Regions from separate parts of the Homo sapiens genome. Here region 2 is linked to region 1. The links are chromatin loops, found by intact Hi-C in ENCODE. Cell type or tissue: ovary. All regions are shown on one strand. Links, peaks and the distances in the headings refer to the core of each region. The heading gives the core; the rest is flanking DNA.

Region 1 (16,359 bases), core at 7,010-12,009:
GTAAAGCTTCAGGCAGTTGTTAAGTCTGGATTATTTTCATGGTCCTAGCTGTTTATTATTCACTGAACCCCTTCTGTAATCCACTCTGATGTCTATTTTAGACTGAGCTTGGGTGTATGATTGTCATTTGTATTAGGGCCTTTACTAAATTCCTATAACTGTATCAATCATTCTTCTCAACTACTCCCCCCTCAAAAAAAATATAGGCTAGGGTATTTTTATTTAATGATTTTATTCTACTATTGTTTGACCTACACTATGGAGACACAGACACACTGAAACACATGCATCCATGCATACACACATTTGTTTTAAATTCTCTTCCAGTTTATGTATCAGTGACCTTGAACAAAGTCACCTAGATTCTGTGTTTCAGTTTTCTCTTCTCCAAATAAAAGAAGTTACTTTACATAAATTTGTTGGGATTCAATGAAATATTATTTAGAAATGTGCTGTGTGTGGCATATATGTCTAAAGGACAGAATTAATGGAATATATATATATATATATATATATATATATATATATAGGAATGTATTAAATACTCACATGATCACAAGGTCCCACAATAGGCCATCTGCAGGCTGAGGAGCAAGGAGAACCAGTCCGAAAAACTGAAGGATTTGGAATCCAATGTTCAAGGGCAGGAAGCATCCAGTACAGGAGAAAGATGTAGGCTGAGAGGCTAGGCCAGTCTCTGTTTTTATATTTTTCTGCCTGCTTATATTCTAGATGTGCTGGCAGCTGATGAGATTGTGCCCAACCAGATTAAGGGTGGGTCCACCTTTCCCAGCCCACTGACTCAAATGTTAATCTCCTTTGGCAATGCCCTCACACACATACCAAAGATCAATACTTTGTAACCTTCAATACAATCAAGCTGACACTCAGGATTCACCATCACAATACACACGTATATATATATACACATATATGCACACATAAAATTGACTCCTCTTTCTGCTTTTATTTTCATTCATTTCTCTTAAGAAGGTTTAGAATTTCTATAGCAGAAATATCAAGAAAAATGATTTAGCTTTTGAAGTCCAGAATGGAATTTTTTAGTTATGAGAAAAAACAAATTTTCTTCTAAATTTTTAAGCTTCCACTGATACATCAGTACCCAAGCAACTTAAATATTAAAGTTACCAAAAGCCAAGGGTGAAGAACTCAAGGTGTGTTGATGAAAGGGAAGTCTGGTAGAGAGAAAAGCAAAGCAAAGTACAAATCCCTTCCTTTCTGGTTTTAGAGAAGAAACAGGAGATGTGGGATCAAGAAGTTGCAGTCTGTGTCCTAATTTCCACTCCCTGCCATGGGTGCGGAACCTTGAGCAGTAGATTGGGCCCTATTGGGGACATCTGGATGGTAACACAGACTCCAAAATGCAAGGGCTAATGACCCATCCCCTAGTCCGTGGGAGACTGCAAGTCTCTGGGGCATTTTGGGCTCCCCGAATTGTCTCTATGTGCCCAGACCACTTACAGCATGATGTCTGGACACAGGATTCAGGCATCACTATTTGGAAAAAAAGCCATCTCAGTGGATTCCAATATGGCGCCAAAGTCAAGAACCACTGCTCAGCGGATTCCAATATGGCACCAAAGTCAAGAACCACTGCTCTTTGAGAAGTCAGCTCAAGGTCACATCCAAGGTGGCACAGGAGAGAGAGGGACAGAGCACAGCATTGGAGGAGGCAGGTGGCTAGAAAGGTGGGCTCTGAGGCAGTACTCTGGCCCTTTCCAGAACGTGTGTGTAGAATGCAGAAATCTTGAGGACCACATGTTCCAGGAGGAGAGTGGTGAGGAAGTGGAAGAATATGAGCTTCTCACCCCTAACAAGTGGACAGTACAACCAGAGCCGATGGCTGGCATTATAGACTTGCAACGGGAGCCGGAACAAAGCCTCAGGAGACAAAAAGAACCAGGCTTGCCTCAGTGAACATCAGTCCATGTAGACAACAAGCCTGACCTGTGCAAACCAGCCTCTTCACAAAACAGAACAGCAAGAATCAAGGCCAAAAGGGAGACCTGAGGCTCTTTTTTTCCCCACCACTATGAGGTCACATAAGCATTTCCATACACCACCTGGAGGAGAAGCACAAAAGAGAAAGGGAATCTTGGGAGACCAGGTACTTACCTGAAAGAGAATTTACCAAAAATTTAAAAAATAAAAAATAAACAAAAGATTCCAACTCTTTAAACCAGAATTCTAACGCATTGTTTTCTGGCAAGTGTAGACACACACACACGCAAACACACAAACAGAGAGAGAGGGAAAGAGAGAGAAAGAAAGAGAGAGAGAGGGAGAGATCCTACTAAATGAACAGTGACTCACGCAGAAGAGTAATTGCCGATCCATGAAAATGCACTACATAAATTTGGGATTGATCTACATGTGTGTCTTTATGTACACACATACAACCATGGTTATGCAATAACATAACCTTCCACTGTGCTAACAAATAGGACCAAGCATTTGGGGCTCAATTTGCTTAGAGATCCTAAGAGGCCAATCCACTTTACTTTCAGGAAGAGCAAACATACTGCTACATAAAGCAATGTCCCTTAGAGAAGGATCCTGACAATTGGAAGATTCACCCTTGCTTCTCAGCCAGCAAACAGGTTTTTGTGTCTTTTGTTCCCACCCCCCCACCCCAGTTCTCATTTTTAAAATGTCATTCTACTTCCTGCTCCCCTTGTGCTGTTCCTGATGCCTAACTCTTCCACCCCTACCTGTCACCCACTGCTTCTCCAGGGATATAGGCTGAAATGGTTCCAATCTGTGACACACATATTCTATGCCAGATGCTGTGCTAGATATGTTACATAATAATGGAACTGAACAACCTAAAAGGTTGAATATCTTTATGTTACAGATGACAAAGCCAAGGCTTATAGAGATTAAACATATTCACATTCACACAACTGGAAAGCAGGAGACTGATTGGAACTCAAATATTTCTGACTCCGAAGAGACAAAAAAGACCCAGGCTTGCCTGAAGAGCTAACCACTCCCCAGTACAACTTCTCTGCAACCCCCCTCATTTATTCCTGTGGATGCATTAACTCAGTAAAGCTGTGTTTTCTAGAGAGTATGTGCTGTCAAATACCCTGTACCATTCTCTTTATAAGCACAGTTATGCTGCTCTATGTATTCTCATCTTCAGGTGGAAGAAATCATCTTCTTAAAAGCAGCCCCCAGCCCTGGTCCCAGCTTGTTATACCCTGGGTTTTTGTTTATGTGTTTTTTTTTTATCGTAACCTTACTTCTAATGCAAGAAAAGGCCCCTTTCTAGAGAGAACATCAGCTATGCTATACTTTGGTGCTCTGAAGTTCCTTATCTTTACCCATCTGAATATTTTCAATAGAAGACACTTTTTTTCCATCTTTCTACTTATTTAACTTGCTTCTTTGTTTTCTCTCTTTCCAGTAGACTGCAAGATTCATAAGAACAGAGTCCATAGCCCACATACAATGATCAATGTATATGTATACAGGCCTAGCACATAATAGACACTCAATAAATGTCTATAGGGTAAACAAACAAAAACATGTATGGTCTCACAGCAACCGATATATTCTGGTGCTTACATCCTAAATCTCACAAATAGGGCGAAATTTTCCACAGATATGCACAATGACTAGAGGAGCAATAATATTAAAGCAAATGTGTCCTGTGCAGTCATTCTCGCCCAGCTGTATTTGTGTACATTGGGCACAGAATTCCCTTCCAGCTGCCCCTCCCTCCCATTTTATAGTCTTGTTTGGGTTTGATTTAGTGGGTGTGAAAGTCTGAATTGTTTAGCTTTGCTGTGGAATAGAGACCTATCTCAGTGACCCTTACTGCTTACCTGCAGTCACCCTACCCTCCTTATCTGCAGCACCATGTTTTTGATCTCTGTGATATGGCAATATTTTCCCATAGCCCCCTGGAATGAGAAAACCAGCTCATAAAGTGAAAAGTGATCCGAGCTCAGCACGCCCTGCCCTGATAGGCACCACCAGCAACATCAGACAGCGGGAACTCCCACTGAATAGAGGTTTGGACAACTGCAAGGTTTTACTGCTTTCTCCCCTTCCCCTATCTATTCAGCCTAATGGCAAGCCACTTGGCCCCAGCCCTCTATCCCTGCCACGCCAGTCCATTGGGTTACAAACATGCCCCATTCATCTCCACATTCACATTCCCTCTTCATCTTTTCTCCTTCCAGTGCATTCACTAATTTATACAAAATGCATATCAATCATCTATGAGATGTCAGTCATTGCACTGGGTGCTGGGAATATAATAAGGGCACACACACACACACACTCCATCTTTGCAGACCAGCTCAAGCTCCATCTCCTCCAAAAGCCTTCCCAGATCCTCACAGCTTCCACAGTCTCTTACTTCTGATTGCTGGTGACATTTAAGGTCTGTGCTCCACAACTAGGCACTTAGTCACTTCTTTCAGATGTTTTGCCATGGCTTCATATGGGTGAGGTCTGTATTCACAAATAGAGTATAAACTTTTTGAGATCAAAGCCCACAACCTTCATTCCTAATGTGTTTCCTTAACAACCACTAATATAACTGCAGCGGCCTCCCTTACCCCTCCATCCAGTACTTTTCTGTAGTGAACATGTTTTTTATGCAAGCCCTTTGGCATAAACGATGCATTGGTGCCAAATAAAGGTTCTGCAAAAAAAAGAAAAAAAAAAGAAGGGAAGGGAGAAGACTCTATTCTCTCTCCGTTTTGCTGAAAACAATTCAGCCCTGCATCTAGGCATGTCCCATCAACTCTGACCCAAATGATTGAGTAGAAGGGGGAGAGGATGACAAGGTGGGAAAATACACAGCTGATACAATGCTAATGTCAAGAAGCCTCCCAGAGTTCTGACAATTTGAAGACCTAATGCTTCTAGCAGATTGGATTCTTTCGCTACATGTGCGCGCTGACATTCCAACAGCCAAAGGTCAAGATATGCACATGTGAGTGGCAAACAGGCACTGTCTGAGGGGTGAGAGCAGGCTAGGCTGGCGAGAGCTGAGTGCAGTGGTGCAGAGACAGTCTCGGAGTCTTTAGCCACAGGACGGCTGACACAGGCCCACAGAGTCTGGTCAGGGAGCAGATTGAGGCCCTGGGGATGGGAAGAGAAGAGAAGGTCTCTCTGTTCTGACCTGGAGTGGGAAGAAGGTGAAAGGGGAGATTGCTGGGCCAAGGCAGTGACCCAGAAGGCCCGGCCAGAAGTAAAAACAGATGTGAAACAGAAGCTGTCAATGTCCTGGGGGCCAAGGGGATCTGCCCTGGAGGAGATGACCCCAAGTAAGATGCACTGTTGTTGATGTGTCTTCAGTGGGGCAGGCACTCAGCAATTAGGGCTAGACAGCCATGGTCTTGGAGAACTGGCCAGAGCACACAAAACACATTGTCTTTCTACATCATCAGGGAAAGGAATAGGCCCCTTTAGAGCCTGGAGGAGCAGCCTCCTTCCCAGTAACTTATTCATGTGACAAATCTATGCTGTGTTCACTATCGGTTCAGGATGCCAGGGATGCTGAATTATAAAAGACACAGCCTTTGTCTTCAGATTATTTATTAATCAGCCATACTAGTGCCAAAAGAAGAACTCAAAATCCCTGTCTCTCACCTGAAAATGATACAGAAGACTGGACCTAGGGGTGAGGCCTCTGCAAGCGGGGATTGGAGAAGCCTGACCTCAAATCTAGAAGATCCTATAATTTATATTGCATAATCACAGGTCATAGACTCAGCCACACTGTTGGGCTGTAGGAAAGCATTGGTTTACTTCCAAGCAAAGAGGGATGCCTGTGAAGAGCCAGCAGTCCTTCCATTCCTGATTTTCCTCCTTCTACCAACCCACAGGAACATTCCTAGGCTGCCCCACTCTGAACCCAGTGTTCCTTCTGTAAGAAAGGCCAGATATGACTGTTTATTTTCAGGATGCATGCTAACAGGGCCGCCAGGAAGGTATCTCAGCTTTCATGCCAGAACCAATAGAGTATTCCCCAGCTGGAATTTAGAGTGATCCAGGCCTGAAATCTCACTTTCAGCAATAATTAAAATTTTATTAGTGCTTCAGAATTTAAGATATGTGTTTCTCATTCACCATTTCATTTAATTATCATGACATTATATTGTTATCCCACTTACACAGAAGATAAAACTGGGGTTAAGAGAAGTTATGTATCCAAAAGTCACTGAACAAATAAGTTACAAAGATAATTATCAAGTCAAAATTAGATCCCCTGTTATGCCTCCTTTCTTCTGCACTACTCATTCCCTCCAGTAAGACCTTCCTCCTTTCTCTTGCCAAACATCCACTAATCCCAGGTGAAATACATCCCTTCTGTGAAGGTTTCAGAGACTTTTCCCCCAGTGAGCTGCTCCCTCTTTTAGATGTCCACCCTTATTTGTTTAAAGTATACCGGCTCACAGTGACTCTTAATACATTGTCTTGTCATTTTTTTTTACACACCCATTTTCTTGCTATAAATTTTCTGAGAATTTTTGTTGTGTTTTACCTATCCTGGTGTCTAGCTCAGTGGCTGACATACAATAGGTGCTTAATAAATGTTTATGGAATACAATTCTCTTTTGCTCCAAATCTCAGGTACTTTCCACAACAGTAGACTTCCTCTCTATTTCCAAAGAGAAGGTAGAGAGATAGGTACACCCACCAAATATACTCAACCTCTTCCTACTGACCTAGTTCCTCAAATTGAGGAGCCTAAGTAAAAACAGTGTATCATCCTCCAGGCTCTCATTTAACATTTGGAGTCCTTGGGCAATAATAGAAATGGAGAATCACATACTATAAGTCTAAATATTCAAACGCGACACATCAAGCTAATTGACCATCAGCTTAAAAAAAATCCTATCCTTTTACCTGTCAATTTACCTTCATAACCATCTACAAGGCCTGGCCCAAACTCAGAATTCTCAGTTTCTTATGGATTCTCTGCCAGCACATGGAAGGGTGAAGTCAGCTCACACCTGGCCCACCCACCCGCCATCACCTCTGTCTTCCAGCCTGGAAGTTCATCTCCATCTGCACTCCCATAAAGAGCCATGCCTTGGCAATCCTTCAGATTAAGATGTGCCCAGGACCTGCCTTCCAGAGAACACACACTAGGAAGGGGCACGAGAATACCCTGGAAATGGCTAGAGGCCATTTGGACAAGGAATTCCAAATGTGTGTCCCTGTGCAGCCTCTGGCCCCTTCAAAAAGAAAATATATTTTACTTGGAAATGACCGACAGAATATGGCTGAAACTCTTCTTCCATTTGTGGTAGAGCTGAATCTCTTAAAATGCCCAGTTCTTGTCCCTGAAGAGGAGAGAGAGTCCAGCCTACTTGTCCTGGGGCTAATTGAAGTGAAAGCTGATTAGATTCCTACTGTCTAAACTGTTCTTGTTACTGAGATAACAGGTCTGACGAGGCAGGGAATTTCAAGGGCCAACAGCCCAGGCATGCAATCTGTTTTTCCAGTGTTTTTTCCTGATAAAAAAGAGATGGAAAAAACTTATGTTTATATCCTTGCCAATGAATTTCCATTTGATTTTGGGGGCAAAAGGCAAAGAAAGTGCTATGAATTCAGTCAGCAAAGTGGTAACAACCAGCTGTGTGTTGCTCTGGAAGCTGTTTAGAGCTGCCTCCAATTTTTTTTTTTTTAAGAAAAGTTGTCACTACCTGAAAAATTGCATAAGGGGCAAGAGAGCTTTTTTTGATAAAAGGCTAAAAACAAGACCTGATAGAAACCGAAATCCCACAGAAAGCATTTGAAGCAAGTGAATGCTGAACTGAGGATGGGCTACGCATTCTATTAGGAGATCATCCTGCCCAGGCCCCTATCCACAACCCACAGGGATAAACAGGGTAAAGAAAGGAGGACCAGAGCAGAGGTGGGTGTGGCTTCAGTAGAACTCAGCTTATCCAGAAACCAAGCTGAAATTTCAGCCACACTCTGTGGGTTTCCCCAGAATTTGTCTTCTGAACACTCTATAAATCCCAGAAGACTGAAGGGCTTCCTATTGAATTTCAGTTGTCCCATTGGACTCAATATTTTTATTGAGAATTTAATATTTTTATTGGGTCCAATGGGACAACTGAAAATCAGTATTTTTGGGATATTTTGGGAAACTCATCAGCCAAGGTCCTAAGGCCTGGCCAGGTCATGAGTCCCTTCTGATTAGATGATCGTTACTCACATCTTAGAGACCATTCCCACTTTAGAGAGGAGTAACTAAAGGAATATTTATAGAGTTTTCCCTAGTGGGATGGCAGTTTCATATTATCTATGGAATCAGAGCACTTTAAATTGATTCCCACATGTCAAAGAAGAAAATTGGCAAGATTAATGATTTGGGTAAATGATTGCATTGGATTTCTTCTGTTTTCAGTCTCTTGGTTTGGTATCATACTGCTACGAGGTGAGTGAATTTTCCCTTGTCCACACCCTCTTGAAGCAGATAAATGGCTTGTGTCCCACTATTATTTTAATATTTTATGTTCTTCACATCCTTCCTTAATTTCTGCGTCTCTCCAACATTTGCACTATTAATCTGTGTGGTCTCGATGAATTTGTTGAGAGGGGCAGGTGTGTTGCAAAACATACAGAGTTCTGCTTTTCCTTCTGACTGTTGAGTTGACTTTCAAAAAAAATAAGCTAAGGGCAGAGTGGGTTTTATGTTTCTGTAGAAGCTTTTGTTCTCTGACTCTGGTAAGAGGTGATGTGGGAGAAGATGGTAACGAGAACTGATAGACTACTGGGGAGTTATTAAAGATCCCAGGCCAATTTGGGGATGAATGGAAAATTTTTGAGAGAAATTAACTTTCAAAACCACTTATAAGACTGATTTCATTCACTCCTAAGATATGTATCTTGTGTTTACATGAGGTAATAGACAAAAGGAAAGAAGGCTTAATAGAGAAGCTGAGCTTTGAGCTGGAGTTGGAAGAATGAGTTCAATTTCCATAGCTGGTGAAGAGAATTACAGCCAGAAGGAAGAGCTGGCCTAGAGGCATGGAGGCACCAATGTTTTGGGCACATCAAGAAATATGAAGAGGGAAATGCACCAAGTATTTATGAAATCCAAAGGCTTCTGTCCTTGGCCAAAGTATAGCCCATATGGAAAAACAGTTGTCTGGATGACATTTTTGCTCACTGTACAGCCCTTCCCAATTCAGTCTAAATAATTAAAAAGTCCCTTCATTCTGCCAGCCCTTGATCTCTCACCTCACAAAACTATTTATGTGCATGATCACACACACACACACACACACGCACGCACACCCGCATACATATTGCCCTGTTCTATTTACCTGCCCGGCATACAAAGTTCTGTCATTGTCGTAAATAAAGAGATATGTTTATTGAAGACAAAGCTCAGCTAGCATCTCTTATCCAACTGTAAACTCCACAATCATAAGCAATTGTAAGCACAAGCATATACTTAATAAATATTTGGTGAGTTGAAGTGAATGAGATCAGCCAGCAGGATAAGACATTGTATATGCAAAGCTTTCCCTTGGGATTCTTAGGTTTGTATTCTTGACTTTTCCCCCAAATATACAGAAGACTGATGGGAAGACAGTGTCATCCTTTGTTTCCGTTCAAGAGCAAAGGAAGGAAAATAGCACATGTTGAGTGTCTACTAAATATGTTATTCACACTTATTTCATTTTATTTACCTAAAAATTTCCCTATATTATCAAGAGGTTGGAGGCTCCAAAGGCCAGAGGGACTCTAAGAGGAACACAGCTGGCCTGCAGCAGAAACGGGGTTGACACTCACATCTGCATGATTCCAAGGGCCCCTGCTGCCCCAGGCTCTGCTCCTTCCTCCAATGCTTCCTGGGAATCTGGGTAGTCTTTCATTTTACTAAAATGAAATTCCTAAAGTTCTCCTTTAAAATGAAAGTTTTTTATCTCCATTCACAAAAAGAAAAAAAAAAAGAAAGAAAACATCCTCTGACCAATGGAAAAAATAATCCATTGCTTTGCTTGCTGGCAAAGGGCCCAATCGTGTGGGCCAGGCTGTGAAAGAGAGGGAGAAAGATTCTCATGGAAAGCAACCACTCCACCCACTCATATTTGTGTTTTTCTGAGGTTAGCCCAGGGCCCCCACCACTGACCAGCACATCACTTTGGTGACTGTTCCCACCATCAGCACCCAGATAGCACAGAGGGCTGAGGCATTCGAATCTTATCACCCCTATTAAAAGATAAAACCTAAAATTCAACCCTTATCAATATAAGCTTCATGCACTCCATTCAGCGCTTACAAGGAAAGCATACAATATGTTTCTGATTGTGGCTCAAGTCAGACCCAGGCAGCCTTTGCCTTGCCAGTGCGGCCTTGAAAAAGGTAATTAAAAACAGAGTAGTCTGCTTTGTTTTGATATTGGCCAGACCTTCTCTTTAGGAAATATATGGTAATAAAATGGATGAAATGAGGGGTAAAAAGAATGAAATCAACATCCTTTAGCAAAGTCACCCAAATGCTTTGTGAAGATCCATGTTTCTTCCTCGTGGGCTGTTCACAGTTAATTTGTGATCCCATCTTCATCTCACTCATCCGCCCATTCACTCATTCAATGTGTGTGAATGCCCTCCATAAATTTGTACTGTGCTAGTCACTGAAGTACAGAGCTGAATAAAACAAGACTGCTTCTCTCAAGGAGAGGAGAGGATAAAGGATATAAACAAATAATTATTTTGGAAAGGATCTTAGTCTACCTCTCCAGCTTTTACTAACACCATGATGAACTCTGCCCCCCACTACAGTTTCACGCTGCGTTTCACACTATGTTCTGCAAGCACCTGATGACTTGAAGCCTCACAAAGGCATCATCCTTTGCCTTCAAGATGTGGCCTCTGTTTCTCCTTTCACTACTGGTGTGCTACCCTGCCCTCTCTTCCCAGTTAATTCTTACTCATCCTTCTAGGCTCAGCTCAGGTGTCAGTTTATCCAAAAGGTAACAATGATGTCTCCTCCCCATAGGTTATGTGTCCCTCCCATCAGCTCCCAAAGAATGTCTCAGATTTTCCCAACACACCCTTCACACACTTAACATTGTAATTATCTGGATATTTTTCTTTCTCGTTTACTATATTGAGAAGGCTAAGAGGGAATGGAGTCACGTTACAATTGTTTTGGAGCCTAGCTCAATGCACAACGTACAAGTGCTCAAGAAATGTGGAAAGAAGAAATTAACTGTTTTTGTATAAAGGAGGGAGAGGTCAATTCTGGAGTAGGGAATCAGAGAGGGCTTCACAGAAACTATTGAATTGAATCTTGAAGAATTAACGTAAATTCACCAGATGGACAAGTTTCAGAAAAAAACTTTCCAGGAAAAACAAACAGTACATACAAAACCAAAAAGAAAGAAAACAAACATTCAAAGAAATGTAAGTATTTAACATGTCTGGGGTATAAATTGCGATGATTAAAATTTGGCTATGATTAAGAAGTTCACCCTCACCAATGTGAATGGGCATCATCCAATCCACTGAAGGTCCAAGTAGAACAAAGAGACAGAGGGAGGGTAAATTCTTTCTCTTTTTTAGAGCTAGGACATCCAACTCTTCCTACCCTAGGATATCAGAGCTTCAGGTTCCTGGGCCTTTAGAATCCAGGACTTAACACTGGTGCCCACCCCCCTTCCAGCACTACTTCTACCCCCAGCCTCATTGCCACCCTGGGTTCTCAGGTCTTTGGACTCAGTCTAAATTACACCACTGGCTTTCCTCATTCTCAAGTTTGCAGATGAAATATCATGGGACTTCCTGGCTTCCATAATCACATGAGACAATTGCCCTAATAAATCACCTCTTATATATTTATATATAGCCCCTTGGTTCTGTTTCTCTGCAGAACACTGACTAATACATAGATTATCAAGTGGTAAAGTAGCAAGAGATGAGGTTGGAGAAATACACATGGAGTAAACCATGGAAGGGGTAATACATTTGCATCGTATCCTATAGGCGTGTAATAGAGAATATAATCCTTACCGTTTCCCTCGCCAGCATATGCACAAGAGATAATTCTAATAGTGTGCTAACACAACACAACATGAAAAGCAAATCTACTGTACAGAAAATAATCTATATTTTGAAACTAAATAGGTACAACTTTGAAGTATTCACTAGTTTTGATGATCTACTCAATTTCAGCAACACAGGGGATAATGGGACTTATTTAGGGAAAAAAAAATTGTTTAAGCTCCACCTGAATTAGGTCGTCAGACCCTGAGGTCCAGGCATGCATGTTTTGAAAAAAATCTTCACAAGTAATTTCAGTATGCACACACACACACTAACACACACACACACACACACACACACTACTCAAACAAACTGGGCTTAGGGGAACACATGCTCTCTAAATCCATTGTCCTGTCATTTGTCTTCACTGATGTGTTAGTTCTTTAAAATGCCTGGTTTCGAACTTTGCAAAATGATGCATTTTTCCCTGGCTTACTCTTCGTTCTCAAACTAGGTTTTAACACAACCCATTTGATATAGAAAGAAGCTGTCTGAGACAGACTGCCAAGGTCAGAGCAAACAAATGTAATCCTGAGAACCGAAAGATGGATGCATGTTCAAGGGAGATGTGATTCTCCTTCTCTTGTTTGTGAAGAGCCATTAGACAAATAAACCGTTGGGACAAGTCTAGAGGTGTTGGACCAGGCGCACTCTGCTAGTGTGATGATCAATGACGGACACCAGCCAGCTGTCAGCAGAGGCTGCAGACCAGAGGGAAGGGCTGATCCTCACTCCTTCCTCAGCAGGGACCACCAGCCTCTTGCATAGTCAGGGACTCAGCAAATCAAGTTTTCCTCCATAGGTTAAAGCTAAACTTTAAACATATCTTCCATTGTTGATTGTTCACTCAGTCCCAGGATTAGGAGCGTCCAATATACTTGCAGTATTCTATAGTTCTGAACTCTAATCAAGATAAATAACTGTATGGTTATGAGTAGTGACAGGAACCATCAGGGAAATGCAAATCAAAATCGAAACGAGATACCACCTAACACCCACAAGGATGACTGGAATCAAAAATATAGACAATAACCAGTGTTGGGGAGGATATGAGAAAATTAGGACCCTGATACATCCTAGTGAGAATATAAGATGGTACAGCTGCTTTGAAAAGTCTAGAAGTTCCTTAGAAGTTTAAACATAGTTACCAAATGACCCAGCAATTCCATGGAGGTAGATACCTAAAAGAAACGAAAACATATGTCCACACAAAAACTTGTAAAAGAATGTTGACAGCAGCTCTGTTCATAATAACCAAAAAGTGGAAACAACTCAAAGGTTCATCAACTGATGAATGGACACAGCTTGTGTGGTACAGAAATATATATATATATATATATATATATATATAATATTGTATATCTATTTATTATGTATTGTATATATCTATGTGTATATATAATCATTTGCACATAACATTTCAGTCAATGACCAACCGCAGTGCTCCCATAAGATGATAATACTGTATTTTTACTGTACCTTTTCTCTGTTTAGATACACAAATACTTTCCATTGTGTTACAATTGCCTACAGTATTCAGTACAGTCACATGCTGTACATGTCTGTACCCTAGGAGCCATAGGCTATACCATATAGTTTAGGTGTGTAGTAGGCTGTACCACCTAGAGTTGTGTAAGTACACTCTAGGATGTTTGCATACTATAATATTGCCTAATGACACATTTTTCAGAATGTATCCCTGTTTTTTTGTTGGTGGTGGTGGTGGTTTTTTTTTTTTTTTTTTTTTTTTTTTTTTTTTTTTTTTGAGACAGAGTTTTGCTCTTGTTGCCCAGGCTGGACTGCAGTGTTGCGATCTCAGCTCACTGCAACCTCCACCTCCCGGATTCAAGCGATTCTCCTGCCTCAGCCTCCCAAGTAGCTGCAATTACAGGCATGCGCCACCACCCCCAGCTAATTTTGTATTTTTAGTAGAGACAGGGTTTCTCCACATTGGTCAGACTGGTCTCGAACTCCTGACCTCAGGTGATCTGCTCACCTCGGCCTCCCAAAGTGCTGGGATTACAGACATGAGCCACTGTGCCCAGCCAAATGTATTCCTGTTTTTAAGTGATGCATGACTACTGTATATGTGGAGGTGGGGAGACAGAAACAGAGACAGAGAGAGAGAGAGAGAGAGAAATACTGAGACCTAGAAAGCTTGAATAACTCATTTCAAGTCAAGAGCAACTTAATGGTAAACTTGGATCAAAACACAAAACACTATTCTTTTTAGTCCTGTATTGTTTCCACTATATCACAATACAGTGTTCAATAGTTCTCTTTAAATCACATACCAGGAGCTAAATTTACTGAAGTATTACAAAACCACCAAATGAGCTTTCACAGGAGACCTAAAAGAGGAAATTAAAGATGCAAATAGTTTAAGAAAAATCTGTGTTTGATTCAGAAACTTAAAACCAGTTTCTTCAAAAACTTGTTAAAAGAGAAAGAAACAGGCATTTTTACCCAAAGAAAGAAATACCATATTCTAGAGATTCACTAAATAATTTTTATGATTCTCTATGCTACTTTCAAGAAACTCTGACTTCAGTTATGTAGACTAAGGTGACAAGAACCATTTATGTAATCAACTGTAATTACATGAAATTCTCTCTTTAGCACATGGTACCCACTGAATGTGGCACAAAAGAGGATATGATCAGTTGATTCAGGATGATGTCATTTCCATGATTCTAAACCAAGAATCTTCAAGAAAGCCTGGGCTGCAAGTTCCAGGGTCAAATTGCAGACTGCTTGCAGAGAGTGGCTCTGCTATTCCAAGAACCTCAGATGGCTCACTGGAGTGATCTGCTTTAGATAGTGTGATCATATGTCTTGAAATTTCCATGACAGTCTTGTTTATACATGTTGCTCCAGAATATTTATTATAGTGCTCTCTTTCACAATCAGAGGTGTTCCGCTTTGAATGGTGAGTTATAAAATAGTTACCCTAGCCATGTGGAGTGTGCTCGCTCACTTAACATTCAACATGCAGTAAGCCACTTTCACACATGGCCCTGTGCTCACGACTTAATAGAGGTTATTAGGCAAACCCAGCTTCACTCTGCTAAAGGTATTTTATTTTAAAATTACTCAAAGCCTGTCTGAATTCCACCCTAACTCCATAACAGACATTGGGTGCCTTCAGGAAATTACTTAGCTTCCCTCTGGTTTATTCATGTTTACTATGAAATGGGAATAATTGCATCAGTCTTACCACACCAGGTAATAAATAATGGTCGAGGAAGTAATTAGGCTTAGAAGCTGGATAGAAACTAAGATGCCTAAGTACTAATTAGGAATACAGCTGAGTAGATTGTGGTTGATGGCCGTCCAAATGAATATGTCACCTCTAATTTCTGCCTTGTTTCTTGTCTTATTTTAATTGTATCTATCTTCTAAGTGTCTTATCTTTACAAAGTACCAATCCTGAACCAACGAGGTTAGATGCTTAATTTTTCTCGTGTTTTGCTGGGCATTTGCTGGCTCTAACAGCAAAGGGGCATTAACCTAACCAAAAATAAAATGGTTTCATATCATTATAAAAATTATTCTGTCAGTGTGAAATGCCATAACAAAAAAGCTTGTATATGTTGATGTCATATATATATATTTATATTTATGTATTCATTTATTCTTATTTTACATATATAGTTATTTGTGGATAAGCAGTTTTGGTGAAGAATAGCTAGTATGTTTTTGAGTAGTGTCAAGGCCTATACTTTTGAGCTATTTTCTAACTCCAAACAGATCTAGAATCAATTAACCTTTACCAAGGGCCTGCTATATTTCAGGGTCTGGACTGAACAGACGATTATGTCATTGAATCTTCATTGAATTCCTGCATAATGGATATTCTGATTCTCATTTTGCAGGTGAGTTACCTAAAATTTAGAAAGAAAAAAGTAATTTACTCAAAGTCACATAAGTAATAAAGGAAATAAAATTAAAACTCGTCTTCTAACTTCAAAACTAGTTCCCTGTGCAACTACAGTATATGCCAACAGGCATGGTTGCTGAGAGAAGCAACTGAGGTGAAGAGGTAGCCACCAGATGGACCATGCATATTTTTCATATTAAAATGATTAAATCTCTTGCAACGAGAATGGCCTATAAATAATAAGAAGCTTTTTCTCCATGTACTACTCTATTTGCAGATCCTTAGAAGTCCGGATTCTATTTTTAATTCTTTATGTTTTTCTGGTTACAGAATTCCTATATAATTAAAATGAGAAAAGCAAGGAAAAAAGGAAACTATTCCTTGGAATTTCTTTCATGCTCTGTTCCCAGCCTGTGTGTGTATTTT
Region 2 (16,359 bases), core at 3,747-8,746, 210 kb before region 1:
AAGCCATCTGGAAAATAGGGCATGAAATTGTATGTCCCTGACTAGCAGCAGATGCAGCAACTGAGCTGAGCTGTGTTTCCTTTTCAGTAACTAATTGCACACATGCTGCAATACAGAGAAAAACATTATAAATCAATTAGGCTATTACAGCAACATTGTGCTCTGTAACTAGAGAACTAGGCCTTGTGTTGCATAGTGGGAGACAGGAGCACCTGATTCTCCTTGCAATGGCCTTGGATAATTACTTACATCGTTGCATTTGATTGTCTCACCTCCAATGCAGGTTTCCAGGAAGATTTGTTTACTGATCTTTCTTAAGGGATTTGATTTCCTGGATTGGCAGGTGTCATGTTGCTGGAGGAAGACAGTGGCTTAAAAGTATTATTGAATAAAACACACATGTAAGTGTTTGATGCTCATGCTGTCTTCAACAGTCAAGGTCAGAGCTTAGTTGGTGCTTTGGGCCAGAGTTACAGGAGCAAGGGGAATGTGAAACCATGAAGTAGCTGTGGAGTTGGCAATGTCCCCAAATGCCCAAGGCTTAGGAGACATTTATATGGGCATAATAGAAATCAGATGAGCTGGATTTTGGGGAGGTGGAGAGAGGGAGAGTGGAGAGAGGGGACTGTAAAAGGTACTTAGTATTCTCTATTTCTCCTCCTTGCTGTCTTTGTTTTAACTTTCATGGGAAGTGAACTTATAGAGAAACTTATAAGTGAACTCGAATGTGCTTCTGGAGATAAATCTTTCACATTTTTACAGTCCACAGAGGAGGGGGTAGGCAAGAGAAAGAGGCCAGAGTTTTACTAAAGATAAAGGAAATGTTGTAAAAGAAGGTAAATATGGATTTTAGAAGAAGCCTCTAATACAATTGTTGGATAGTCAACGAGTTTGTTGGAAATTTGCAAAGCTCATCTGGATAATTTGGATGAGAATGTTGCCATCAGGACTAATGTTATTTGAAAGGGAATGCAGACATGTTGTGATCAACTTTTCTCTAATTATGCCATGTGTTAATTTTGTCTTGTCACACAGTTGTCCTCAATCCTGGCTGCACATTAAGTGATGTGGGAAGCTTCATAAATAGAGCAATGTTCCTAGGATCTCTGGAGGTGGGACTTAGGCATTGGCATTCTTTAAAATTTCTCCAGATCATTCTCTTATGCAGTAGTGTTAAGAGCAGAGAACTATAACCAAGATCTTGAAATCAGGAACTTCGATACATACATAAATTATCCCATTGAGCCCCTGGATGTTCATATGTATTATCTCTGTTTAATATTCACAGTTTGTCTCCATGAGGTCATACAGCTGCTTGAGGTTGCTCGGAGAGTAAGAAGCAGAATGAGAACTAGAACAGAAGCTCACTTTGGCCTGAAGGCTCATGTGCTGAGCATCTTCCCTTGTCTGTCTCCACCCCTAGCCTGGTGCCCAGCATGTAGAAGACCTTCAGTAAGTACCAGGTTGCTGACTAAGTAACTGAGGAAATGACTCACAATTGGACCATTCCCATGCTGAAATTCCACAAGAATCTTGTTATCGCCTGCACATTGCTTAGGCAAACATAATTCTAGACAAAAATGGAACCCCAGAAATCTCAGTCAACATCCCTCACTCAAAGCCTAGCACCTGGCTTCCTTCTAACAGTGCCCTCTGTTGAGTGTTCACCTGGGATTTCCAGGACTGCAGCTGCTGTCTCTTTATAAACCCAGGCCTGGGTCACAGGGTGGGGAGAAAACAATGAGTGTTTTGGTTGTTTGGTGATATCCGGTGCCACTTTGTGCCGCTTGTTGCAAATTCAGTCCCATTTCCTGTGAACTGCCTCCTTGGGCTTGACTCCCCAGCACCATACAGGGGCTTCAGGGACACTTGGAAAACAATCTGTGCTCTGACCTCGGTGTCCCTGGACCTATCAATTGCCTAAGGCAGGGAGACTGCTCATACTTCAAGTAGTGGCCTGGGGACAAGATGGATCAGGAAGTAGAAAATAGAAAAGGATGGGGGTGAGGAGCCAGGGCAGGAGAGGAAGGTTATAAGGAGGAACAATGAGAGATGGACAGCTTTTTATTCTCTACAGAATGGGCTGTTTCCTAGACGTCACGGGATCATCATGTGGTGGAGATTGCAAGAGGCCAGTTTGGGGGTGAGGAGGGATTGCCGAGTACATATTTTATCACTGTGATGTGACTCAAGGGCGTCATTCCCTGTAAACAACTTTTGAGTAGGAGGGTTTTCTCTGGATAAGAAATTAACCAGTTAGCAGTCAAGAAATGGCAAAAGCTCAAGTAACAATTCTGTATACTTAACAAAATACTGTTAAACTCATTCATTCATTCGTTCAGCAGAAGTATGTCCAGGTACATCTCTGTACAAGGCATTGGGCTGATTGTCAGTTATATAGCAGCCTCCAAGAACAACATCATATTCGACCCCAGGAACTATAGTCCAGTGGGAAACACAGACATTGAACAAAAAGTACAATGTGAAGAATATAGTAGGAGGAAAGAAACAGGAGCATGCATTATGTCATTTATTATTATTTTTATTTGAGACAGAGTCTTGCTGTCAGCCAGGCTACAGTACAGTGACATGATCTCATCTCACTGCAACCTCCACCTCCCAGGCTCAAGTAGTTCTCCTGCCTCAGCCTCCAGAGTAGCTGGGATTACAGGTGCCCACTACCACACCTGGCTAATTTTTGCATTTTTAGTAGGGATGGGATTTCACCATGTTGGCCAGGCTGATCTCGAACTCCTGACCTCAGCTAATCCGCCGGCCTTGGCCTCCCAAGATGCTGGGATTACAGGCATGAGCCCCCATACCCGGCCTATTTTTTAAATACAACTTTTTGATGATTAACCTCATTATAAACTTCATTTATTAATGCCATTTCACATTGAGGATCTGAGAGGTTAGGTGGTCAGGACTTGAACATGCACATTCCGCCTTAGTTCCTCCTCTCCTGTTACTCTGTAATCAATACCACAAAACCTCCCCAGCTCAGCTGCTTTCCACCCTTGTGGCCTGAGGCCTGAGACTGCTTCCACCATACTGAATACCATTCTGTGGTGCTTCAATGTTAACCCCTGTCATAAGCAACAGGCTCTGCAATAGTGTCCCCTGGCTTCTCAGCCCAATGCCTAAGGTGACCGACGCTCAATCAGCAACGCAATTATGCAATGAAAACAGCTACACAGGGAAAACCAGAACCATGAAAGTGGGTCAGGTCCAAACCATCTTTGTACCATGTGGCTTGCAGAAACCCAGATCTCGTTTGCTTGCTTGCTGATGCTGAATTTGGGGATATGCATGCCTTTTAAAATAAGAAAGTATTTATTCTTAGATGCTCTTAGACTGTTTTGAAGCTAGAGCCATTGTAGTTTTGCACACTTACTTCATAAAGGAACTGTACCTATAGTTTAAAAGTTGTTATTTGGTAATTGTCATGTAATGATTATCTCCTTGCTCTCCTTACCACTCTGATTGTATACAAGTTGATTTCCCTGTTTCAGGAGGGGTTTTCTGATGCATATACTATAGACAATCTTCTCTATTTACACTTCAGTTTTTAAAAAACTAAGCTTTTTTTTTTAAAAAAAGTGAAAGTCATAATCTGTTTCTTTTCAAAGTCCTAGATGCAATGGGATTAAACTTGGAGAAAATGGGATTAAACTTGGACAAACACTACCTATTTGGACTTGTGATGATGGCTTTCAAACTTCTTAAAGCAATGAAGTATTTTTTCCAGAAGAAACCTTACACAAGAAGCCCAGCACACTGAGTCAAGCATATGTAGGTGGAAGATATCTGGTTGAGACCAAGTAGAGATAAACCTGTAGATTCAACTGTGCCACCACAGTGAATTCTAAGAATCCACTGACTGTGATCTGTAAGCTCCTACTCCACAGGAGGTCAGGGCACACAGCTTGAAACCGGAAGGCAGAAGAGTGACAGGGAAGGGTCATGGACTCTGAAATTAGAGCTATCTGTGTTTTAATACTAGTTCCAATAGGCACATGGTCTTGGATAAATGGTTTAAATTATCTGAGTCTCAATTTCTTTCTCTGCAAAAAGGGATGATTAGTACATATGTAATAGGGTTTTTATAGAAAATTGTATAACTTGTTAAACACACATGTACTAAGTGCTTGGTGCCCAGTATGCACTGAATAAATGCTAGCTCCTTGCCTTTCATCTCTATGACCCTTCCCAAATCTCTCAGCCCCATATTGCTTCATGTAGTGTGTGTATATTTGGGAAAATTTGTGTGCATATTTACAGATGGGATCCTACTCTTCTATTGACAGACTGTCTTTTCAGATGTGCCTTACTTTCATTGCATTGGTTTTTCAACTGAAAGTGAACATAAAGGTTTTAAGCATGCCTAGGTCTTATCTTTTTGGTCAAATATCTAACACCCTCAATAACAGTTGTAAATCATTCTTTTGTAATTTGATCATTCATTTTTATAAAGTAAAACACAACTGCCCACTGTAAAAATAGACTTCATTTGCTCTTTTCTTCCAGTGCAGCAAATGACAGACACTTTAAGAACACACATTTAACTTCAGCAAACAAATCATGTATATTTTAGACATAACTGTCAAGTATAGAAATGATACCATCCAACTTACCAAACTATCACATAAGAATGCCCAATAGCAGACATTAGGATGGGGCAAAACTGAAAGAAGGATTGACTTCATCAAACCCTTGATGACATACAAAATGGAAACCATTCAAGTTCAACTGAAGAAAACGATATCCCACAAGATCTAGGGGTAAAAAGCAGACAAAGTTTAGGAATGAATTTAAACTACTGACTTACGTGTTGTCAGGAGTCTATTTCTATTCCTCAATTTTACTCCTTTTTGTACAACTGTGTGCATTCTCTCTCTGACTCTCTCTTCCTCCCTCCCAACACCCCCCACCCTCTTCTTGTTGCTGTTTCTCTCTATTTCTTCAGATCAAAGGGTTGATCTCTTCCAAATGTACATATTACAGATCCACACTCTTAGAAAAACAACAGAATCTCTCTAGTGCTTAATTTAATTTGTCCATCTAAAAGATATTACTTGGCCCAATTTGACCAAGCACCATCTACTGGACCAAATAATGGTGGCCAGAGAAGCATGGTCACAATGGGGAATGGGAATAAGATGGGGATCATATGGGGACTAAGAATGGGCAAGAACATCTCCCAGAGTGGTAAGAGAAACAATCTAATGGGCATATATTCCCAGTGTCCTCAAATACTCCTCTACCCTAAATTGCTTGCTCTGCTCTTGGGCCTTTGGATGTGCTGACCTGAGTAGTGGTAACAAGTTCAGAATTGTAGGGAAAGGGCTATGAGTTTATATTTTAAGGGCAGAGAGTGGCATTTATGCAGTGGAAACACATGGAAGATGAGTAGGATTGTGAAGGATAAACTTGGGAAAAGAACAATGACCTGAAGAGTACTAATAAATGCAGGGATGGGTGACCAGAAAGAAAGGATAGATAGGAGGAAAATCTTAGAGTAAAACTGGCAAAAGTTCACGGCCAGTTTAGTTAATGGAATCAAGGACAGTGAAAACGCAATGATAACTTCAGTGTTCTGGTTCTGATGACCAAAGAAGGTCATCATTGTGATGGATATTTTCTCTTATTTCATAACCTCTGCTCTATGCTCTGTGTGATTCCTCTCCTTCCATTCAACTTGCCTTGCATTTTCCGGAGTCTACTCCTTGGCTAAATAGGGTCCTTCTTTCTCAGTAGCCCTTACTACCGAATTAAATCATGGTGCCAGGGCTCATTCTGCTTTGTTTCTGGAAACCTGCCAAGCATGCTCCTGCCTTGGGGGCTTGCACTGATTCGTTGCTCCATATTGAAATGTTATTTGCATGGTCACCTGTGGCCCTGATATGGTTTGGCTGTGTCCCCACCCAGATCTCGAATTGTAGCTCTCATAATTCCCACGTCATGGGAGGGACCCAGTGGAAAGTAACTGATTCATGAGAGCAGGTGTTTCCCCCATACTGTTCTCATGATAGTGGTATAAGTCTCACAAGATCTGATGGTTTTTATAAAGGGGAGTTTCCCTGCACATGCTCTCTCTCTCGCCTGTTGCCATGTAAGATGTGCCTTTTCTCCTCCTTTGCCGCCCACCGTGATTGTGAAGCCTCCCCAGCCACGTGGAACTGTGAGTCCATTAAACCTCTTTCCTTTGTAAATTACCTGGTCTTGGGTATGTCTTTATCAGCAGCATGAGAACAGACTAATACAGGCTCCTATCCACACTTCCTCAGGACTCTCTCAGAGACCCCTTGCCTTACCAGCCTATGTTATTCCCAGTAGCCTTCTATCCCTGTATCTGGCTTTAGCTTATTCATGACCTGATATTTTACCATCAGGAAATAAATATAAATATCAACAATGAAAGTATAAATGAATGATATCTCTTTTCTTGACCATCCCTACACAACAGAATCCAAGTTTCATGACAGCAGGGATATGTGTGGCTTACTGCAGTACTTTTACCTCCTAGAAGTCTCCTAGGCCAATGGTAGATGCTCGATTAATATTTGTAGGATGAATAAGTGAAAAAAGTTTTGACTAGGGTCAGTAGTGTTAATCTTGGTTCAAAATAAAACATGAGGTAAAAATAAACGAGTAAGAAAAGAAACAATTTAACAGACGATGGCTTTTCCCACTTTTATGTGATGTTGCCTAGGCTTTGCCATTTTATTGAATGGACAAACTTCTTTATGACATAACTTCCCTCTCACTCTCTCCTCCCAATAGCATAAAATAATGTAAAAGTCAGGAGATCAAAATCTAGCAGACCCAATTTCAGTTCAATATAATATTGTAACATTAACCATAAAAACCATAGAAAAAAACCTAGACAATACCATTCAGGACATAGGCATGGGCAAAGACTTCATGACTAAAACACCAAAAGCAATTGCAACAACAGCCAAAAAGTGACAAATGGGATCTAATTAACCTAGAGTTTCTGCACAGCAAAATAAACTATCATCAGAGTAAACAGACAACCTACAGAATTAGAGAAAATGTTTTCAATCTATCCACCTGACAAAGGGCTAATATCCAGAACCTAAAAGGAACTTAAACAAATTTACAAGAAAAAAACAACCCCATCAAAAAGTGCGTGAAGGGTATGAACAGACACTTTTCAAAAGAAGACATTTATGTGGCCAACAAACATATGAAAAAAAGCTCATCATCACTTGTCATTAGAGAAATGCAAATCAAAACCACAACGAGATACCGTCTCATGACAGTTAGAATGGCGATCATTGAAAAGTCAGAAAACAACAGATGCTGGAGAGGGTGTAGAGAAATAGGAATGCTTTTACACTGTTGGTGGGAGTGTAAATTAGTTCAACCATTGTGGAAGATAGTGTGGTGATTCCTCAGGGATCTAGAACTAGAAATATCATTTGATCCAGCAATCCCATTACTGGGTATATACCAAAAGGATAATAAATCATTCTACTATAAAGACACATGTACACGTATGTTTATTGCAGCACTATTCACAATAGCAAAGACTTGGAATACTATGCAGCCATAAAAAATGATGAGTTCATGTCCTTTGCAGGGACATGAATGAAGCTGGAAACCATCATTCTCAGCAAACTAACACAGAAACAGAAAACCAAACACCACGTGTTCTCACTCATAAGTAGGAGTTGAAGAATGAGAACATGTGGACACAGGGAGGGGAACATCACACACTGGGTCCTGTTGAGCGCTGGGGGACAAGGGGAGGAGTAGCATTAGGAGAAATACCTAAAGTAAATGATGGGTTGATGGGTGTAGCAAACCACCATGGCACATGTATACCTATGTAACAAACCTGCACGTTCTGCACATGTATCCCAGAACTTAAAGTATAATAAATTTAAAAAAAGAAAAAAAATTGTTGTCTTCTCTGTGCCCGTTTTCTTTTATTTTAAAATGGCCTGAAATAATTTAATATGTGTTATGGATTAAATCGTGTCCCTCAAAAAGATGTTGAAATCCTAAGCCCCTTATCTGTGAGTGTGAACTTATTTGAAATAGGGCTTTTGCAGATGATTAAGTTGATATGGGGTCCCTTCAAGGGGAGCCAATAATATTGGATTACAGCTCACTATAATGACCCCATATCAACTGGGAGATACAGAGACAGGTATGTACAGAGCAAAAATTAAGTGAAGACACAGAGAGAAGATGTCTGTCTACAAGCCAAGGAACGCATGAAGCTAGGAGAGAAGTATGGAGCAGATTCTGCCTCGCAGCCCTCAGAAGGAACCGGCAACCAACCCTGCTGATAACCTTGATGTCAGACTTCCAGCCTCTAGAACAGGGAAGCCAAAATTCTGTTGTTTAAGCCACCTGGTATTTAAACCACAAGGTATTTATGGAACTTTGCTACAACAGTCCTAACAAACTAATACAATGTGAAATACACACACACACACACACAGCAGCAGCAGCAGCTCTGTGCCCAACATAGATATCTAGCTCTGTCACTTATGCTTATTTATCCATCTTTTCTCTCGTCTCTTTCCCTCCAGAAGCTGCAATGAGGAGAGGAACCTGGTTTATTTCAAGGGACACAGAGTTAGGGTTCTTCAGAAGATCACTTTCTTGTTCTACAGGCCAATAGGGGAGTAGCAGGGAACACAATTTTGTGAATGAGGAGAAAGCTAGCCATGGAGCCTTTGGAACATCTGTTGGAGTCCCCCACTTATTCAGGACCAGATGCTAATGGTGTACGCAATTGCACATGGAGGGAAGTTTCACTGACACTAATGAGCCATTCATTGTCCTGCACTCCAGGGCTCCTCCCACAAGGCCTGTTTTCAGATGTTCTACATTAAGTGAAATGCAGCACCCAGTTTCCATAGGAACTGAAGGCAAAGGCTCCCAGAAGGCCACATATGTTAGCATAGACTGATGCTCTGGGAGACTGCAGGCATTGATTCATCTGAGAGTGAATGAGCATTTTTTCACATCTGCTATTGCCAGGCACCATGTTAGGCACTAGAGACACAACCCAAAGAATAAATTCAGGGGCTGAGGCAGACAAGCAAAAATGATCATGTAAAAATGCTGTTACACAGTAAAGGGGCGGGTCACTGAGTTCACAGGATGGGCCTCTACCTAAGCTTTGAGCCAGGGAAAAACAAACAAACACGTATTCTAGAGAAGGAACCCTGTAACCTCTGAGGTGTCAAGGGCATGGAGACAAGTCAGGCAGGATGGCAGGAAGAGGACAAGGAGGCAGCTCTTCCCGACAGAGGGAGAATTGGCTGTGTCTCTAGGAATGTGGATGAAAGAAATCTAACTTGGAATGCCTGGCTTCAAAACTCAGCTGCCCTGTTGACTGTGCTCTGTGATGTGAGGCTTTCAGAAATACCTGAATTCCACCAGCCAGGATGTCCTGAAGTGTTCTAAAACCTCACCCTTCCCTCAGAAGTGTGGACTGCAGCTTCATTCAGCATTCATAAGGCTGGTTCAACGTCCAGCTCTGGAGAAAGCAAGTGCTTCTTATGTAACGTGAGGCACGTCTCCAGCAGCAGCCACCTCACATCCCAGCCCCGCACATCATGTCACACATTCCTGACTCCTCACACTACCCTAAAAAATGTGTGTTATCGAAGATTGATGTTCCCTGCCTTTGAACTCAGCCTAGGCTTTTATATGCTATTAAGGACAAGGGTAAAACCCGAGTCCCACTGTGAAAGTCATTCCAGTTGTCTCCATGGTCCATTTTCCCAGCAGGGTCACTTTGGCACACAGAGAAAGCGAAGGCCTGGGAACAGACTTGCAAGGAATTATGGAAAACATATTTGGCTGAGACACTTTGCTTGACTTCTACAATTTCCATTGTCCCTGCCCATGTTTCCAAATGACAAATGTATCTCCAATTGAGACACTGCAAAGTGCCTCGTATATAGTAGTTATTAATTATATGTGATATAAAATTATATATACATATACGCATGTAATTATGCATGTTTTTATATGTAATTATGTATACATATATAGTATGCATATGTGTATATATACACATATAGTATGCATATATGTACATATACATATATACATATATACATGTATGCATATGTGTATATATACATATAAATACATATATACAAATGTATATGTATATATACAATGTACACATGCATATGTATATATAAATATACATATACATGTATATGTATATTTGTGCATATACAAATATACATATACATGTATACGCATATAAAACATGCATATATATTAACATATTCATATGTTAATATAAAATATGGATATGTGTATATATACACATTATATAGATATATATAAAATAGAGGCAGAACTGACTTTTCTCTGCTTTAAACTTTACTGTAGCTACCAGAATGCTTTTGCATATAGTAGGATCTTATTAAGCATCTGTTGGTTGATTGACTAGCTAATTGTCTAGCTGGTGGGCAAGAAGAAGTAACTTGTCTTCGTATCACAAGGCCAAAAGTCTATAACAAAATGTTAAAGTAAATTCACCAAAACTTCTATTCCAAACAACAAGAAAAATATCTGGAACATATACAAAATTAAAGAGACAAGAAAGAAAGAAACCAGTAAGTACCTTTTTAGTCTAGAAATCTTTTTATTTAAAAAAAAGTTATTTTCTTATTTATTTATATGGCTCCAAACCTAGAGATCAGAAGGTGTTGTATGACTGGCTGGGGATATCAATGAAACAGATTATGATGTATGCATGAAGTGTGCATGCAGGCCAAAGTAGAACTTGATCCTGTGCCTCTCTGACAAAATAGGTGCTACTCACAGCTTTTACTTCCCTTTTGAAAAGGGCACTTCTCAATGAGGGGAGAAAGGGCACTTCTCAATGAGGGGAGTAGGCCAAGGGGGGTCAAGTTTCAGGACAATGTTTCAGCTCTACATGGGGCCTAGAGCAAAAGATCATAACGCACGTTTAGGTCTACACAAGATGTTTCTCAAGAAATGTTTTTGTTTAAAGTTTGTTTCCTACAATTCTCTCACGCACGTGCATGCACGTGCGTGTGCACGCGTGCACACACACACACACACACACACACACACACACAGCTTGTAGACTCTTCGTTATGGGGAATGTCAGGAAACCACACCCTGAAAGATTTTCTCTGTCTTACAATATTAAGGGATCATGACCATATTAAAGTCCCTTCCAGTACAGGGTTTGTCCATGTGAGCTTCTGAGAACAGGCGAGCTGTGGTTTTCTCACTAGCACAGAAGAGGTGAGAACACAGCCTTGGAACCCCTCCTTCTCACCACCGACCCTCATCAAAGGGCGTATGCAGTGCTCACAACCAGTCCTGGATGAGAGGGCTTCAGGCACTCAGGAGAACCAGTATCTAGACCACAGAGCAGCAGGGAGAGTGTGGCCACCTAAAGATGTGAAGGCACCGTAAAGACCCACTTGAATCTTTGCTCACCTCAACGCCATCCAACAATTGAAGCCTGGGCAAAGTGAAACACCCATCTCCTGATTCAGTCTCTTGGCTCTTGGTGAGCCAATGCTCACCTCTTGGCTTGAAGTCAGAGTGAGGGGTGTCAATAGGACTCCCTTATGTCCCACTTTCCCCACATTTCAGTTCCTGGCCCTGGACCCCACTCTCCACTTGACTCCATCCCAGATAGCTGATGCTGGTTCTCCCACATCTCCCCTATCAGGCAGCCAATGCTGTTGCCTAATTTAGCACAGAGTAAATTTATTTTGCCTTTATACTTTTACAATATGTTTAAAAAATGTGGACTCTGTTTCTCAGTTCAAATGTGATAATTGATTATGTCACGTTGAAAGATCAGTTATCTGTGATCTCCTGAAATAGACATATTAATGTTTGAAATTTCTGAAATGATAACACATTTCAAATAGCTTTTTAAAAAGATTACCATTCAGTTGCATGTCCCTGAACTCCTGTGGCAGACAATTCTACCATTTTTCATTTTCTTCCTTTTGCTATGAGGTGGCACTACGTGACCTAGATTTGACCAATGGAATAAGGGTGAAGCTTATATATCAGAATTTCTGGCCTGGCCCCCGGAATCCCATGATCTGCTCTCTGCTTGTTCATGATTTAGCAGATTGAAGAGAATCTGGAGAACTGCAACTCCCTGGAGTCCATCGAGTCAGCAGATGGGGGACTTCTGAGTCCCCACTTCAACAAATGTGATACAATGGACGAAGTATCACTTCTCCACCATTATGGACTGACGTTGTATACAAATATGAACGAGAAGTAGATCTTGCTCCATTAAGCTTCTGAAATGTTAGCATGATTTGTTACAGCAGTGGGCCTTTATTGAAGAATCCTAGCCCATTTCTAGAAATTCCCGTCCTGACTCTGATCCGCTGCACAAAACTCACAAGTTCTCTTGTCCCTAAGGCTATTTCTTTGTGGCTTTATGGTCTTGACCTTCCCTAGCCTCACTGAGCTGTTGCCTGAGCCCCAGCTTTGACAAGAAGTAGCTATCTGTAATATCTTTATATAAATAGCCGGGGCTGAAAGAAAGACTGTGGGAAAAGAGAAAATTCTCCTCCCATACTCATCACTTCCCTCCTCTTACACCCCTGGTTTTAAGTGCCCATATTTTCTAGGTCTGAAATCTCTGTACATCTCTCCATAGAAACCTGATGATTTGTGGAATTATTGTTTAATTTCCTATTCTTTCATAAAAATTTGAGTTCATGCAGTTAGGTAAATATTTATTAAGAATTATCTGCCAAGTGTTCAGGTACTATATTTTTAATTTACTTTAAAAATAATGTACTTTATAAGAACAGACACAGTTTTATTTGAAGAGGTTAAAGAAATCGGGGCAAAAGAAGAAGGCAGAAGAAAGCTCACCTGCAAAATACACACAGTATGACCTGATGAACATGTGAGAGGTAGTCCACAAATTTGACAGTAATACATTTACTTCTTGAAAATAATGTAATTCAAAATCAAAATATTTGGGGATATTTTTGATATTCCATATTTTGTCCTTTCAGGTATTGGAGGTCCGCTTAAATGTGTTTTTCCATTCTGAATGGATATTGAAAAGCTCTCGAAAGCACAGATGCCTGGGCCACCACCAGCTCCTTAAGTCAGAATCTCTAAGGCAGGACAATTTAAAAGCCTTTAGTGATTTTTATGTATACCCAGGGTTGAGAATCACTGTTTTTCTAAGCATCTCCAAATACTGTACGAATTGGCATAAAAATCTCAAATATATTCATATTATGTCAATTAAAAATTATTTCAAAACTAAATATATTCAAGTCAAATATGACACATACACACATACACACACACTCTCATGTGTGTTGAATCAACTGTCACAAAAATCCCATGAAACCTCAACTAGAAATTACACAAAGGGGATAAGGATGATAGCCACCCCTCAGACTGTGAAAATTAATGAGATAATGGGTATAAAGTAAATATCAAACTATCCAATAAATGTCTATTGTTATTGTTGAAATAATAATTAGCAATTAAATATTAATTGACCTTCTTTGACCCCTGAACTCCTGCAGGTCATTTTCAAAACGGCAGCCAGAGTGATCTTTTTAAAATGTAAGCCAGATAATGTCATTCTACTCAAAACTATCCAAGGCCTTTTCATCTCGCATGGAATTAAAATCAGGGTTCTTACCAGGGCCTACAAAGAGCAGTAGGATATGCGCTGTCCTTTCTGATACACTCTCCACTGCAGCCTCCATAGTTCACTTTGCTCAGAGGGACAAGTTCTCGTGTTTCCTTGGACAGGCTGGACATTCCCCACCTTGGGGGCTTTGCACTTGGTTTTTCCTCAGCCTTCAAGGCTCATCCCACAGATATTCGCCTTCTCCTTCTTTATCTTCTGTAAGTCTTGGTCTAAACACTCTCTCCAGAGAGGAGGCTTCCCTCAACACTCCAGCCCCACCTAGGCCTCTTCTTTGCTCTATTTTTCTCCTCCACACATAAAATGGCTTGATAAAAATATATTTGTTTATTTCTTTAGTTATTTTTTCACCTCCCTTTCTCACTCTATTTTTTCTCTACAGTACTTGTAACTGTCTGATAAACTATGCATCCTATATATTCATTTTATTTAGAGTGAGTTCCATAAGAATGCTTATCTTCTCATTTACAACTGTACCTCCAGTAATAAAAAATTGCCAAGCACAAAGTAGGTCTTCAGTAAATATTGAAGTAAGAATTAGCTGTTCATCACAGAAATAAATAAAATTATCTCTGTGGCTGGTCTGATGGATAATTAGGCATTTGTTCTGCAACTTGAGGTGTAATCTTCAAGTTGTGATCCCGTGAAACATGTCGCAGAGCTCCTTACTAATCACAATCTGTGACTCCAACAGTTAAAGCCTGTGAGAACATGGGCACATTAATTAACTCTCTAATCCTATTTTCTGATTTTGAAGTGGAGATAAATCCACTTTATGATATGAGAGTTAAATGAGGTTGACATTTAATTTCTAGAACTCCTCATCTGAGTTTTGTGGTTGCTGTTGTTCTTTCAGGCCAGGGGATGTGGCTCCATCGCATGGAAGATGAGAACTGTGCCTTTGTATCTGGTAATTTGCTTATTTTATGGAGTTATCTTTCTCCATTCATATCCCTTGCTAGTGAAGTATGAATGATGACTTGACAGAAATATGTGAGAAGCTCCTGGCGATGAAGGAATTGGTTTAGATCGTGTTTAGGGAGGTTTCCTTCCTGCCCTGACAGGCTATGGCTCTTTCATTCACACCCTAGTGTTTCTATCTATCAGAACATCGGCAGACACCTCAGTTGGTAGAAGGGTTTGAAACGAAAAAAGAAAAGTAAATGTAAAAGGCAATTTTCCTTTTATCATATCCCTGTCCCCAAGGATTCTTGATTTATGAGTAGGTTTTACAAATCTCCATAATGCACAACTTAATAACTCTTTTGTGTTCTCTTGGCAAAAGGTTGCATAAAGAGGGTTAAATGACCAGCCATCTTCCAGTCCTTGGTGGCTATAAAATCCAAGGTATAAAAATAAAGCACAATGAAATAGTGTAAATAATAGGATGACATTTAGAAAAAAAGGAACTTGGGGAATAATAACTGGAAAAAACTTCCTTATGTTTTAGATCAGTTGGATGATGAAATAGTCTCTGAGGGAAATGGTGGGAGCCTTCAAGCTTGAGATATTTTGAAATCTGGTTGTACTGAGCCCCAAAGGTCAATACTACAGGATCATTTGTTTTGTTATGTTTTGTTTGTTTTGTTTTTAAAGAGAAGGCAGCAACATAAGTTAATAGGTATTTTTCACCCTAATGCCAATTTATTGAATCAGAACTTGAGACTGTGTCCCTTACTCAAGTAACATATTCATTTTTTAACCAAATGGCAATAGTCCCAGGGGTGGTTCATGTAGCCACATATGGTGGTTATTTCTGGAAACTTTCTCCATAAGTATATTGACACAGTTCCTTTCTTCCTCCCTCCCTCCCGCTCTTCCTTCCTTTCTTTCCTTCCTTCCTCCCTTCCCTTCTCTTCTTTTCCTCTTCTTCCCTCTGTCTCTTCTCTTCTTGCCCATCTATTTTGTTCTGTTTTGTTGTTTATTTCCAGAAACATATGAAAGGTTCAACAAACATCTTTTCCCTCATCCATCATCAACTCTTAAAGCATGTCAGATCTTAGACAGAGCCCCAACTGCAAGTGACTATATCCAAGTGCTCAGAAATGTCCTATATGATAAAGAAATACACAAAAGAAGTGGGAAGGTATAATTAAATAGCTAACAGAAAGTGGCTGTAAATCAATGAATTTATCACAGTAGTCTTTGCACTCAGATATATCATCTTTAAATATCAGCGATGTCTAAACAACACTTGAAGTCAATGGTAGTGGAAATTCAATAGAGATAAGCACAAAGTCTTCCCCAGTTCATAATTTTCCAAAATATCGCTCAACATATTTCAAATCTGTTATGTAATTTCTTTACTTTCCACTTGGCTTTGCTGTACACCAATTCAAAAAGCCATCTCTTCCTGCTTCTATTATACTGCCTTGCCCTGAAATGCATTTGGACGCAACTGAACCACAACGGTTCCCGCAGTAAAGGAGTGAGCAGAGGCAAGAGTAATCTTATGTAACAGTTACATAGGAAACAGCTGGGGAAGTGAGAGATCGGTACAGCCAAGGCCAGCCACAGGAAAGAAACACCCAAGCATCAATCATCATGTTCAGAAAATGACAATATTTAATTCTACCAGGAAAAAAAAAAAAAAAACTGAGGTGGTGAGGGAGCAGAGAATGGGTGAATGTCTGTCCAGGCTGTTAGACAAACATAGACTC

The links. A loop is a pair of places that touch in the nucleus more often than their neighbours do. Peaks named below come from ENCODE experiments on the same cell type or tissue, not always from the same donor. Only the 100,000 strongest peaks of a DNase experiment are listed, where the experiment ranks them.
Region 2: a loop joins it to region 1, with 4 times the contacts of the local background. A loop is called at or near these places in 1 of 110 quality-filtered maps.

Annotation. Positions count from the first base shown.
Region 1 is chr11:128,384,567-128,400,925 of GRCh38, forward strand. No RefSeq gene overlaps it. Among named protein-coding and RNA genes, the nearest start is that of MIR6090, 130 kb to the right of the region's middle. In ovary, for the core only: no CTCF peak of the experiment used is centred there; a DNase peak (open chromatin) is centred at 10,065; H3K27ac peaks cover 938 bases.
Region 2 is chr11:128,179,172-128,195,530 of GRCh38, forward strand. It overlaps LINC02725 (long intergenic non-protein coding RNA 2725), which reads left to right. Exons shown (of 6, transcript NR_183639.1): 5 at 1,289-1,452; 6 at 3,630-4,385. Among named protein-coding and RNA genes, the nearest start is that of LINC02098, 21 kb to the right of the region's middle. In ovary, for the core only: no CTCF peak of the experiment used is centred there; no DNase peak of the experiment used is centred there.